Regions from separate parts of the Mus musculus genome. Here region 2 is linked to region 1. A link is a contact called in ENCODE Hi-C or POLR2A ChIA-PET data. All regions are on one chromosome and are shown on one strand. The core of a region is the stretch at or near the end of the contact, and the rest is flanking DNA. Distances in the headings are between cores, read along the strand shown. Region 1 holds the start of Isg20 (interferon-stimulated protein). Region 2 holds the start of Polg (polymerase (DNA directed), gamma).

Region 1 (7,040 bases), core at 1,669-4,168:
CAAGCAGATGATGCAGGTGTAGTCTCCTGGCCTTTGGACAAAATCGCCTCTATCTGGATCAGCTGTGCCTGTTTACAGTTCTGCTCATTGACTATTGATAGCCCCTCCCAGGGGGAGTCTGAGATTTCAGCTGCTGCCTCAGCCATTTGTATGCAGTTCTGCCCTGCCTGCGTGGGATCTGGGCTCAGACAATGGTAATGTATATAAGCAAGGGAAGCTTGCTGCCAAGCTAAGCTACAGGGATGCCACCACCATCCACACTAGATGAAGACTTACCAGTGTGTGTTTGATGTCCTTCCGGGCTTCTATAAGTAGCCTCTCACGCAGGCTCCATAAGTAAGCCCAATAAATTCATTGGTCCCCAAGTTGTAATCTGATGGAATTGTTCTTTGGCTTGTTGGACTTTTTTGTAAAAAGGTAAACTTTTTTTTAAAAAAAATTTTTCTCCCAGAAAAGCAACTTTTCAAACAGGGCAGCAACTGCCAAACCCTGAGACATGAACACGTGGGAAGGTGCCCTCGTAGTGCTCTAGAGTGGGAACCTAACTGGTTCCTCTAGCCTGATGGTTCTCAGCCTGTGGGTCGTGACCCCTTTGGGGGTCAAATGAGCCTTTCATAGGGGTCGCATCTCTGATATCCTGCATATCAGATGTTTACAGCACAATTCATAGCAGTTGCAAAATTAGAGTTACAAAGTAGCAACAAAAAATTATTTCATGGGGGGGGGGGGTCACCACAACATGAGGAAGTGTACTAAATGGTTGTAGCATTAGGACAGTTGAGAACCACTAGAGGGTAGTCACTGGTCCTGGCCCTGGGGAGATGGATGGTTAACCTGGTCTGAAGGAGGCATCTGAGACCTCTGGGCCTGAGAAGAATCAACAGACACAGGCCCAGAGCAAGGCCAGAGCTTGGGTAGAAACTAGAAGAAGCCATAGTTCAAGGAGGGTGTGAAAGAGACTGGAAGGAAGGGACAGTGGGACAGATGACAACTGCCTCTGAGTCCAGATTAGACTTGAATTTGCTGTGTGACTAAGGATGTCTTGAAACTCCTGATTTTCCTATGGCCATCAGATGGTGTGTCAGGATTACAAGCTAAACCACTATATCTGGTTAATGAGGCACTGGACATCGAGTGTGGGGCTTCTTGCATGCTAAACAAGCTGAACTACACCCTTGGAAGTTCTTATCCAAGTCTTTGTGATGTCTCACTGGGTTGAGAACTGTTATTCTCTATAGATCTGGGCATATATAGACTATGTTGGATAGTGGACCGTGTCACCACACAGAAAATCTGGTAAGGTGGAGAAGAATCAGGAACCCCAGCAATTCTGGCATTTGAGACCCGTAGGCATTTAAATCTACTCTTGACTCCGGTGGAGTGGACCATGACACTCCATTGAGAGGACTGTGACAATCAGTCACGTAGGGACAACAGCTGAGGTCCTTCCACGAGCCAATGAGGCATTCCTAACATCCACCGTGAATAAGCAGTTTGGACAAGCAATGGCTGTTTCCTTCAAGGACCGCCCCGGGGGGCAAGCCTTTGTCCTACAGAGCAGTGCTCAAGTCTCCGAAGCAGGTCTGAAACTAAGCCGGATTCCCTGTTTTTAGCCCCACCCCACCCTCATCCCTTCAACTCTTGGGGTTTCCATGCCCAGGAGTTTGAGAACCACAGTTTCCGACCCAGTGACAATGAACTGGGGCCCCTATCTTAGGTTTCATTTCCTCTCCCCTGAGCGGTATGACCCACAAGCCCCGCACCCCAGCGGAGAGAAAGGAACATAGCCTAGCGCCTCTGTGTTTTATCTCCCCGAGTGGCAAAGCGAATGCAGATCCATATATATTCTTCCTTTGGCCTCTCTCTCTCTGGTGTGTTCTGCAAGCGCTCCCCTCTTAGAAAGCTGAGTCTGTTTCTGATCCGCGCATACCTCAGTTTGTTTATTAGAATACTGAACGTTCCCTGCGTGTTAGGAATAAGCAACAGGGGCTCCATGATTCAGGGGAGGAGTTTTCTTGTCGCTATGAGAGACCAGCCAGGGGCATCCAGAAGAGTCCAGAGCAGAGAGGAAAAGCAGCAGACTGCCTGCCCATGGACAGGACCATCTCTCAGGAGCAGAGAAAATAGGAGTGGGGAGCTAGAGAAGAGAATAGTAAGAGCGGCAGGGGGTAGAGTGGGGATATTGCTGGTTTTAAGGAAAACGGACGGGGCTGAGGTGGAAGGGCCTGGGAGCTAGCAGAGCGGAGGAGTCAGGGAGGTGAGAGGGGTCAGAAGGCCAGTGCAGAACAGGTACATGTGAACATGTGTCATGTGAAGGAGTCTGCAGGCTAGCATGGGCTGTCATGTGGACCCACAGAACTGTTCTGACAGGTTTCTGAGGAACTCTTTGTGAGAACTTTGAGCTATACACAAGAAACCCTATAGTCCAGCTTGAGCTGCGGGCCAGACTGTCATTTTGGACAAAGACAGTGGGCCTGCCCTTTATTTCAGGGGGCTGGGGAGGGTTCTTGGAATTTTTCCTTTTGGACCTAATAATAGGTATCACTCTAAGGATTCTAAGTCCCAGCCCAGGAGACTAGAACCCAGGAGGAAGAACAGCCTGGCTTGAGGCCCTCTAAAGGTCTGCTGCTGTTTGTCAACTCTCCCAGGTAGAGTCTCTGCCCAATGAGGCACCAAGGACTAGACCCTCCTCCTCCCCCAACCCCTTGCTGCCCTTCCCAGTTAATGGTACCAGCATCTCAAGAACTGCTTGCTCTGTCCTCAGAAAACCTCCCAGGGTAGCACACTGACAGCAGGTCCCAGAAGTTGTGGGACCTTCCCCAGGCTCCAATCCCGGAGATGTTTATTCTCTGGGTGGAGGGTGAGAAAAGCAAAGAAAGATGTTGCAATCCACTCCGTCCACGTCAGACACGTCATCCGAAAGGGAGGAGTAGGGCAGGGCCAGAGGAGGGACAGCCTGACGCGGCCACCAGCCCTGACTCAACCTGCCAGCCCCCTTACCTGGCCAGCCTTGAGGAGATGGAACAGCCCAGGCTACAAGGCCTGCCCCCACTCCTCAACTTCCCTTGATAATGAACCAGAAACTGAAACTAAAACAGGCAGGCTCCCCGTTAGAGATGAGTCACTTCCCAAAGTGACTGAAGTAGCCGAGAAGTGGAAACAGAGGGGCAGAAGAGAACCCAGGGCACTGAGACAGGTGAGAGCAGGTACCAACCACATAGCTGCCCAAACTGGGAGGCAATGGGAGGGGGCTTCGAGGTGGGACAGCCAGACAGGACCAGCAAGCTCTGGGACCTATAGCACACAGAAGCTGAAGGCTGGCAAGAGGCCAGCTTCTGTTGCCAGGTGGCACTGGAGATAATGGGCAGGGCTCAGGGTGTAGTTTGGCAGGGTGGTGGCCCAGGATGCCTGGAGGGCTGTTGGTTCTTGACTGACAGCCTGGCTCTCCCCCACCCCCCACCTCCCCATCCTCCAGGGCTTTCTGAGGGTCGCCAAGGAGCATGGCAGGCATCCCAGAGGTGGTGGCCATGGACTGTGAGATGGTGGGGCTTGGGCCTCAAAGGGTGAGTGGCCTCGCCCGCTGCAGCATTGTGAACATCCATGGCGCAGTCCTGTATGACAAGTACATCCGACCCGAGGGAGAGATCACGGACTACAGAACCCAAGTCAGCGGGGTCACGCCTCAGCACATGGTGAGGGCCACGCCATTTGGTGAAGCCAGGCTAGAGGTAAGTGAAGAAGGAGCAGGAGTCGAGGCACATTTGTCCTTCCACCTCAGCTCCTTCCTAGGGTCTGTGGTCTGTGACTCTCCCATGAGGAATTTCTCACATATTTGAGGGAGGGAAGGACTCTGGGTCTCCCTATCACAGCCCTCAACTAAGTTAGTCTCCCCACCACCAGAGAATCTTAGGCTCCCATCTGCAGCTGTTTTCAGGGCATCTTTCTGGTCCAACTTTCCGGTCTTATGATGGGGACATTGAGTCCCACCTGATGTTCCTTCTCTTCTACATCGCACTGCTCTGGTGAGCCTGTGAAATGAGGTTCTGAGGCTGAGCTGGCTCTGACTCAGAGGCCAGAGGCTCCTGGGCTGAAGGAGACTGTGTTCCCAGACTGCGTGCTCTGGGCCACTGAGGCCCGAGGTTCTTACCCTTTAACCTTGTGTCCATGTCTTCCAGACATGTAGGACACGGAGCTGAGCACTCTAAGGGCTGCCCATCCTCCCACTGGGCCGCCAGATAGATCAGGCTTGCTCATCCGCTGTGTGGCAAGCAGCCAGGCTCTGCTACTGCCCACTGGGTGGAAATCCCAGTACCCTGATGGTGCTTAGCAAACCGCCCCCCACCCCCCAGATTGCCCAAACACTAGTAGCACTTGTCACACTTGTGCATGTGCGCTCTGGGAGGGATAGGTAGAGGGGCAGTGTGCCAGGGCCAGTGGGCAGGAGTTATGTGTAAGTTTATTTGCCTGCCGTATGGGATTTTCTGGGCTTATTTCTGTGTATGACTTTCCTTCAGGGCTTCCCCAGCCCCGGGAGTTCCATTCCCCATCATTTGTTTGCTTGCTGTTAAGATAGGGTCCCATGTCGCTCAGGCTGGCTTTGATCCTCCTGCCTCTATCTGCCCCAAATTCTGGGGTTTACAGGCATGTGTCATGGTACCCGGTTTATATGGGCCAGACGCTAGGTCCTCCAATGCTAGGCAAGCACTCTGCCAGTTGAGCCACACTCCAGCCTTAGTTATTAATCTTTAAAGAGGACTATGAAAGAATTTGCAAATATTTAAAATGGTCAGAGACACTTTGGGCAAAGTCATTGGCTCCTGTGTGTTTCTGTTGCTCTCTTTTGTAGAATCCTGGTAAGTCCAGCCTCCTTCCTAACGGAGCTAGTTTTTGTAGCCACTGAACAGACCCACCAACTTCATATGTTAAGACAATGTGGACTTGTTATCTTACCGTTCTTCATTTCAGAAGTCCAACCTGGGCCTAGTGGGACTAAACTTAAGGGGTCTGCAAGGCTGGCTCCTCAGGCTCCTTACCAGCTTCTGGGGGTGCTGGAGCCCCTTGGCCTTAGTCCTTTCTCCATATTCAGAATGACCAACAGCCCACAACTTCTTTTCATGAAGAACCCCTAGTCTTCAAAAATAAGGGCCCTGTGCTAATGGGGATCTGTTCTGGAGCCCTCTTGTCCTCTTTGTCCAGTGTTAGGGATTGGATCTTATAACTTTCCCGATGAGCTACAATCCCAGTGTAAAATTCCCCCTCTTTAAGTATTACCATCTGGCTAACAATTTAAGTTCCACATGCACCTTAGCCCTACCCACACCCTCATCCCTGATCCAGGGATCACAGATTCTCCTCAGAGGGTTCTGGATAACGTTTGGGAGGTCATTGCTTGCCCTGCCACAGCGGAGTTGCCAAGGAGATTAAAGGACATAGTCTATGTGCTGTTTATCCTTGTAGGCCCCATCCCATGAGCCATGGGAGCAAGCCAGGGTAGGGAGCCTCACACACTAAGACTGCTTTGAGAAGAGCTTTGGACCTTGCTTCCCTCCAATGAGGGAGGAGGACTTGCCCAAGGCCAATTAGCGACCCCAGGAGTGGCCAGCTAGCTTCATGACTCTGGGGAAGGGGGGGGGGTACCCCACCTGGAGCACCCAGGGTGGACATGTGTCCATGTCTTTCTGGACAGATCCTGCAGCTTCTGAAAGGCAAGCTGGTGGTGGGCCATGACCTGAAGCACGACTTCAATGCCCTGAAGGAGGATATGAGCAAGTACACCATCTATGACACGTCCACAGACAGGCTGCTGTGGCATGAGGCCAAGCTGCAGTACTACAGCCGAGTGTCCCTGAGGCTGCTGTGTAAGCGCCTGCTACACAAGAACATCCAGGTGAGGAGTCTCCCGGCCCCCATGACCCTTCTTGTCTCTCTCTCTTCTCCCTCCTCCCTCTCGTTCTCCCTCTTCCCACTCAGATGCTCTTTCTCTTTCTCCTTCCTCTCCTACTCCTCCAAGCAAGGAGTTCTCCTCCTTTCTTCCTTAGTCCTCCCTCTCCTTCCTTGCTTCTAAAAGTGAGGGTCTTCCTCTCCCTCCTCCCCACACTCCCACTCCTCCCAAGGGCAGATCAGTCCCACCTGCCTAAGCTGGCTCCAGGTAAGGAACCTCTGCAGCCTGCTGGCTCTAGGCCTCATCCATCCTCCAGGACGCCACACCAACACGTGAGGATTCGCAGTGCAGATGTGTGACCCCCAAGACTCTTCCCTCCACTCCCCAGAGACTGGATGCTTGTATGTGTGATGTGTCTTTGCCTGCAGGAGACCAGAGCCCGGGAAAGGAACTCAGGAAGCCTCTTTGTGAGGTGCTCCAGGAGCACCCATAGGGAAGGGAAAGGAGAGAGCCCCTGGTTTAGACTCCTTGGTTTAAACCCTGGGCATCACGAGACTGATGCCATGGCAGCTGCCCTCCTTACAGGGAAGTGACGGAAAGCCTGCATCTCCCATGGCCGTAGTGACCTGACAGCTGGGCGTTCCTGCCCTGGATCAATCATTGCTGTTCCTGGGTGCCACCTCCTTGGCATGTGGCATGGGACTCACCCTCACCCAAGAAAGAAGAACCTTGGGTGGGGGACAAACACTACACAAGGGCTCTCCTGGTCAACAAGTTTCTTTTGTTTTGGCTTTGGTTTTCAAGACAAGGGTTCTTTGTGTAGTCCTGGCTATCCTGGAACTCTCTCTGTAGATCAGGCTGGCCTCGAACTTACAGAGATCTGCCTATCTCTGCCTCCTGAGGGCTGGGATTTAAAGGTGTAAGCCAGCACTGTTCAGCTGTTTTTGTTTTTGTTTTTGTTGTGGTTGTGTTTTGTTTTGTTTTTTAATTTTATTTTCAGCACTGGGGGAATCAGACCCAGAGCTTTGAACTTAACACGTGGAGCAAGTACCCTACTGTGAACTACATCCCTAGTCAGCCTTTGTTCTCTTACAGTAGGCTCTGGCTATGTGGCCTTATGTTGGTAAATTCATAATCCTTCTCCCTCAGCCTTCTGAAT
Region 2 (6,621 bases), core at 811-3,310, 550 kb after region 1:
ACCGCCTAGAGCAATCCCACCTCAGGAACACCTTCCTGTGCAAACTAACCGTCGGCACTCCCAAAACCAAACACGGGACAAATGGCTTTTCAGACTAACTTCTCACGGAAGCTTCTTGGGGGTCAGGATTGAGGCACAAACTCGTGGTCATCTTAAATGGTCTCTCAGTCTGTCTCAAACACAACACGGTATCCTCCGAATGGGCCCTGATATGCGCTTGGGTGTTGCCTGGAGCCTATGCACCTTCCCACCATAGCGAGCCTCACAGAAGCAGGATTAAGCAGGTTGAGTAACCTGCACACAGAGGGAACTCAGAAAATGTTCTCCGAACCAAACCATTAAGCTGGGCCCCCTACAAACGGTAGTCCCCTGTTGCTAACCCCCGACTTACCAGGCCGAGGGGGATATGGCCACCGCCAAAGTGGGGCAGGTTCCCTCTGCCAAGCAGACCTCCACGTCGAACACCAGGGCCCGCTCCTCGGGGATGGCCACGGGTTCGGCCTCCCCCTCGGGGCCGTACCGGGTCCAGCCCTCCGCCCAGGCCCAGCTCTTGGGCTCGGGGGGCAATTGGGCCTCCAATAACGAGGCGGCCGCCTCCAAGTAAGGCAGGCTCTGCTTCTGGGCCAGGAGGCGGAAGTGCTGGTCCAGGTTGCCCCCGAAGAGCCGGGGCAGGCGCAGCTCCACGTCTGGCAAGGGCGTGGCCGGCTGCCCCCAGAGCCCGTGCTTCTGCAGGTGCTCTACGCTGCGCTGCACCGCGGCCTCGTCGGGCATTTCCCCGCCGCACCCGAAGATCTGCTCGTGCAGGCCTCTCGACAACATCTGGATGAGCAGAGGGTTGAGCCGCAGCTGCCCATTCTCGGAGGAGGGCATTTGCGACGGCGGCCGCCCGTCGCTGGGGACGGGGTCGAGGACGGAGCTGGAGACCCAGCGCGCGGTTGCTGGTACTGGCCCTGAGGCGACCTTGGCGCCAGCCACCTTCTTCCAGAGCAGGCGGCTCATGGTTGGTGCAGGGAGCCCCCCGCTGTGAGTCGGGGCACCGGGCTTTGGGCTCCAGCTTGACTGCTTTTAGTGGCCGAAAGACTCAGAGAGAGACGCGTCCCCTCTCTGTGCTCCTGTCAGTGAAATAGGTCTCACCATGCCTGCCTTCCTCACACAAGTCCTAAAGGAGACAGACGATAAAAGTGTTATTACAAGTGTCACGGACTTGAACAAACCGCTTATCCCGCAACAAACATCTGCTGCGTGCCAAACAAGCATTTTCTCCACTTGATCTTAGCCAAAAGGCCAGAGCGGAGTAGGGACATTTTTCTGTTACGCCTCCAACAACCTTAAGAAATGGCACTGCCCCCTCCCGAGGACAGGGCCACACCGGCTCGGCAGTTAACTTGGGAGAAGCCGCTGGAGATGCTGAAATGGGGAGACGCAGACAGACCAGGGTTCTGGCTCTCCAACTGCGTGACCTTGGCCCAGCTCCTTAGGCCCCGACCTCCTCCTCTGTAAAATGGGGTTAAGAACTCTAGAGCCACGGGCCACTGCTGTAAGAGTGGCAGAGGGCGCGCTCGTCGAGTGGCCCTAACCCCAGTAGGCGCTCGGCAGACAGCAGTTGCCAGTCCCACCCCGCCGGCGGCCCGAGGGCCTAGCGCCCCAACTTCGAAACCCGCCGAACGAGCCACAGCCTCGGGGTCCGCACCCACACCCGGGCGGGCCTAGGGCGCCCTGGTCGGGGCGTCGGCGGCCACCCCCGCACGCCGGGACACAGGGTCCCCGCCGCAGCCGCCGCCCTGCTCCCGGCCCGGCTTCCCGAGTGGAGAGGGAGCAGCCGCGCCCGGCCCTCCCCCTGCCGAGCCCGCCGGAAACCTCGGTCCGCTTCGCGCTTCCCGTTCTGCGGCAGCCCACAGCCCCGGCGACGACGCGGCGTCCGCGGCGCGCGGCCCACGCAGCCTCAGGGTGGCGTGCGGTCTCGGGAGCAGCCGCAACTTCCCGTCTGCGCGAACTGGGTCCCGCGGCTACCCAGAGGCAGGCGGGAGACTCCCCCGAGCGTCCAATAAGAGCGCCGCCAATGGAGCCGCCCGCCCGCGGGGGTGCAGAGGGACTTCCGGGTGAGGTCCTCCGCTACTTCCCTCCCCACGGAAAAGATAGACCAGTCTGACGCGAGCCTGAAGGCGGCTACACGCTTTAAGCTAAGTAAAGGCACCTTCTCGCTGGCGGCCGCGTGGCCTAATGGATAAGGCGTCTGACTTCGGATCAGAAGATTGCAGGTTCGAGTCCTGCCGCGGTCGACTTGTATGTTGTTTTTATCTGTCAGTTTGTTAATCCCAAGATTCCCTTTGGAAATAAAGCGAAATTGACCGTAGTGGTTATGACCAACTTCTAGTCTAAACTTAATTCTTGGAACTCAAGGATCTGAGCAAACAACTGTCAGGGTGACACATTGCTTAAACGGTGACAGCGGTCGAGAGCCTTGTCCCGGATGGAGAGTGGAGCAAACGGAGCACGTGCCGTCCGAAGTCTAGATTTGTCACCTATGGACCGCAAAGGCTAAGCCTCGATGGAGTCTCCTCCCTCCTATCCCGGACAATGATGCTGGGGGTTGATGCTGTTGAGTCCGATTGGTCGCGCCCACCGGGCACAGCTGAAGCACGTCCCGCTTCAGAGATCTGTCAATCTCTGGGTCCACCTCCCGTTGCTCCGGTTGTTTCTGCTCCCAGCTCTCCGTAGAGGGTCAGCTGCAAAGGGTCAGGCGAATATGGCCTGGGTGAATAACTGGGACCCAGGGATTCAAGTCGAGAGTCCCGTACGAGGAAAGAAAAGATCAGGATTGCTTCAGGCAGACTAGGGGGCACAAGCAGCTGATTAGGGAAAAAATTCGGACCGCGCTGAACGGCAGCCCCCACTTCCAACCAGCGAGACCACCCGGACGCTGAGAACTGTGTACAGGAGAGAGGGTCTTTGACTTTTTTCAGGAGTCGCTCCTCTATCCGCTTTTCCTGTCACTAGCAGCGGCAGGGACTCATACAGAACCCTTCTCCTTTCTCCTTTTCTTAGTTTCTTCCCCCTCTTTTGTCTGTCTGTCTGTCGGCCTGTTTGCTTGTTTGTTTGTTTTTAACGATGAGGTCTCACATTGTAACTTAGAACTTACGCGGTAGCCCTGGCTGCCCTCCCGCCTCAGTGCTTGAACTACAAATATCCACAATCTAGCTCTCCAGCTGAGACATTCTTATACATTTTTCTAGATGTACTTAATAGACATAAAGTGATTTTTGTTTGTTTGATTGGTTGGTTATCAGTTTTATATATATACACACACAAACCAGAGTCAACTAGATAAGAGATTCCTTATTTTGTGATTCTTCTTGCTTTTACATAACTTTGCTCAGTTTATTTTGCTATAAGGTGAAAAAGGAGAGGCTCTTAACTCAGGAAGCCTCCGAGCAGGAAAAACAATTTCATTTTTATTTCATAGTCTCCTACTGAAATTCAGTGTTCTCTTCATCTGTGAGCCTAGGCAAGCTGCCACGTGGCGCTAGCCATACCCGTGCCTTGTTCTCAACGGTGTTATACTCGCTGTAAATTTTTCAAAACTTTGATTGCAGCCATTGGAGTTTCAAAGAGCGGTAGCTGCGAGGAAGAGCCTAGAAACTGCGATTTAATGGACTAACAAACCCCGCATCATCAGGAAGCAGTGATGCACATCTTCAACCCCAGAACGCTGTGTTGGAGCCCTCCCCTGGGCTGTGGGAATAGCTCAGTGGGGGGAAGAGCATGGCTTGCAAGAGCGAGCACCTACCTGAAGCCGTGAAGGGAGGGAATACGTGAGGGGGGGGGTACGCGGGGGGGGGGGGGGCTGCCACACCCAGAGACTCACAGATCACCCGATCTAATCAGCAAAATCTGGGTCCCCATGAGAGGCCTGGTTTCAGAAGGCAAGATAAACAAGTCCTGAGAAACAAACATCCAAGGCTGACCTCTGGTCTCCACATACACATGCCTGTGTTAAATTGACATCTGACCCACAAAGAAACAAATACCCTATTAACTGATCTTCCCCCACCCCACCTCCAGCATGCCTCAAATAATCTCTGTCTCCTGTCTCTGGCTCCTGCTGAGTGTGTCTGTTTTGGGGGTGGGGGTTGCCTGAGGAGTTTTATATTTGTTTATTTTTGAGGCCAGGTCTCACTATGCAGCCCTGGCTGGCCTGGAGCTCATTATGTAGACCAGGTCCACTCTCACACAGAGAAATCTTCCTGCTAGGATCTTTGAGCCTCTGTAAAACCCATAACAGGGCCAAACTCCTGGAGTTATTAAAGATGACATGGTTACATGGTATAGTGTTGTAGGTGTGTGTTCAGCCTCGTTCCTTTGGAAGTTAGTGAGTCCACCAACTAGTTCTCTCTCAACTTTGAATTTCCGATCCTCCTGCCTCTACCTCCAGAGTGCTCAGATCACAGGCTGCACCACTCTACACCTGCTTTATGAAGATGAAACCCAGAGCTTGCTGTGTGCTAGGCCAACACTCTACCAACAGAGCCACATCCCACAGCCCTACGGACTAATTGGAGAGGCCAGCAGAGTTACTTAAATGGCTCAGGAAACCACAGGAGCCACTATGGCCACCAGGAAGTTAGCAAATGTGAGGGATGCAGGAAGAGCAGACGGAGACATTTGGTCTCCTTGGCCAGTGGAGTCACCCAAAGCCTGCCTGGTGACCTACCCAGTACTAGATTGTACTGGGGAGCAGAGCTGATGATTTCGGGGTTCGCCACTAAGCACTGCACAGTGAAGCAGTGAGGTACCCTTTTCTCTGGGTTCAAGTATCAGATAGGTTCTCTCACTGAAGAGTGTGCCAATCAGTTAGGCTGGCTGGCCAATATCCCGAGTTCAGATGGACAACGAGCAACCCCAATGCCTGGTGTGCTATGTGACTGCTGTGTCTTCCAGCTGTCCGCTCTAGGGCAAGCAGCCCTACCTCCCTATCACTCTTATCTCCCCATTAATGAAAGAGGATAACAGTTCCGTTGTCGCTTCAGCAGGCACGGAGAGATAACAGGGGACAGACAATAGCCTTAGAACAGGCGCCAGCAAGCCGGTGGTCAGCACTGATCACCACCACTAAGTGAAGGCCAAGCCCTGGGATGGAGCTCAGTATGAGGCCTGAGTTCAGTCCATGAGAGGATGCAACAGCACAAGGGGGCAGGAAGGAGAATTCCTCAGATGCCTCAAACCAGAGAGAGCAAGAATCTACTCCCAGCACTGGAGAGGAAGAAGCAGGGAGATTAGAAATTCAAACTCATCTGTGACTATGTAATGGATTCAAAGCCAACCTGGCCCTGCCTCAAGAGAAAAGAAAAAAGAAAAGAAAGGAAAAGAAAAGAAAAGGGTACGCCTGATAAGTAAAAAGGAATTTTTTTATATATGAGATACTTATCAAGTTCTTTTTCAAAATACTGGTCAAAGTACATTGTATGCATGTATCAATACCATTGTTTTATATAATTCAATGCATTAATTTTTAAAAGAGAAAAATGTTCGTATCATAGACACCTCCAGCATCCCCGATTATCAGAGGGCCAAGATAAATGACTCGGGGAGCCCACTCTGCAACTGTGGCGACCTATGCCCAGCCCCATCTCTTCTAAGCTCAGAGTACCTCAGTGACATTTAACTGATAACAAAAAAAAGAACAGTAAAGTAAAAGGAAGTGAGGGAGTTTTCTATCACCAGTAACAGAAAGCCTAGCTCAACCAGGGTTGCAAAACACCCTGTCTCAAATCCACTCCTCGGCTGGGTATGGTGATGCATGCCTTCAGTCTCAACCCTGCTCTACAGAGTGACTTCCAGGACAGCCAGAGCTACACAGTGAAACCCTGTCTCGAAACAACAATAACAAAAACAACAACAACAACAAAAAAAAACAAACAACAAAGAACAGAAACCCCTCCTCCCTCCCAGACCCCCCCCCACGCAAAAAAAAAGCAAAAAATAAATAAATTAAAATAAAATAAACCCGGGGGCCAGCAATACAGCTCAACAGATAAAGGTGCTCATTGCCAACCCTGAAAATCTGAGTTTGATCCCCAGGACTCTTGCGGTGGAGAGCAAGAGCCCCCTCTTGGATGTCCCCCTCTGACATTCACGGTGTGTGGCTCACATGTGGACACAGGTGGAGAGAGAATACACAGCTGGGAGTGGCAGCACGTGGCCTTCTAATCTCAGCCCTTGAGAGTCAGAGGCGAAAGAATTTCTGTGAGTTCTAGGCCAGCCAGGCCTACATAATTAGGCCTTGTCTCAAAAAAAAGGAAAGAGAGAAGAGTAAGGGGAGGAGGAAGAGGGAAGAGGAAGGGGGGGGGAGGAAGAGGGAAGAGGAAGGGGGGGAGGAAGAGGGAAGAGGAAGGGGAGGAAGAGGAGGAGACACCAGCTTTTATCTTCTGGCATGCAGGGGGATTTTTTTGAAAGGACTCTGGCCAGTTTGAGAGCAGTTCTGGAAGGCCTTACCCTTTTCCCCCATTCCCTCTGCCACGCTAAAACCTTAGATTATATCCCTAAAGCTAGCCCCCAAGGTCTATTTCCTTATTTGGACACTTCTTTCTCCTGAGGCTGATGACCAAGATCCAGCTACCAAAG

What was found. Hi-C counts contacts between places; a loop is a spot of excess contacts on that map. ChIA-PET counts read pairs that join two places held with the same protein, here RNA polymerase II (POLR2A).
Region 2: a loop to region 1 is called in a map of Patski, with 3 times the contacts of the local background. The contact joins the promoter of Polg here to the promoter of Isg20 in region 1. A Hi-C loop is called at or near these places in 1 of 37 maps with a recorded cell type or tissue (Patski). POLR2A ChIA-PET finds 5 or more read pairs at or near these places in 1 of 5 experiments (Patski).

Annotation. Positions count from the first base shown.
Region 1 is chr7:78,910,847-78,917,886 of GRCm38, forward strand. It overlaps Isg20 (interferon-stimulated protein), which reads left to right and starts at 2,919. Exons shown (of 4, transcript NM_020583.5): 1 at 2,919-3,196; 2 at 3,476-3,728; 3 at 5,687-5,887. The coding sequence starts at 3,501. It overlaps Aen (apoptosis enhancing nuclease), which reads left to right. Exons shown (of 4, transcript NM_026531.5): 4 at 1-363.
Region 2 is chr7:79,464,213-79,470,833 of GRCm38, forward strand. Polg (polymerase (DNA directed), gamma) reads right to left here and starts at 2,061. Exons shown (of 23, transcript NM_017462.3): 1 at 1,858-2,061; 2 at 392-1,159. The coding sequence starts at 999. n-TRtcg5 (a tRNA gene) reads left to right here and starts at 2,207; the gene lies at 2,207-2,279.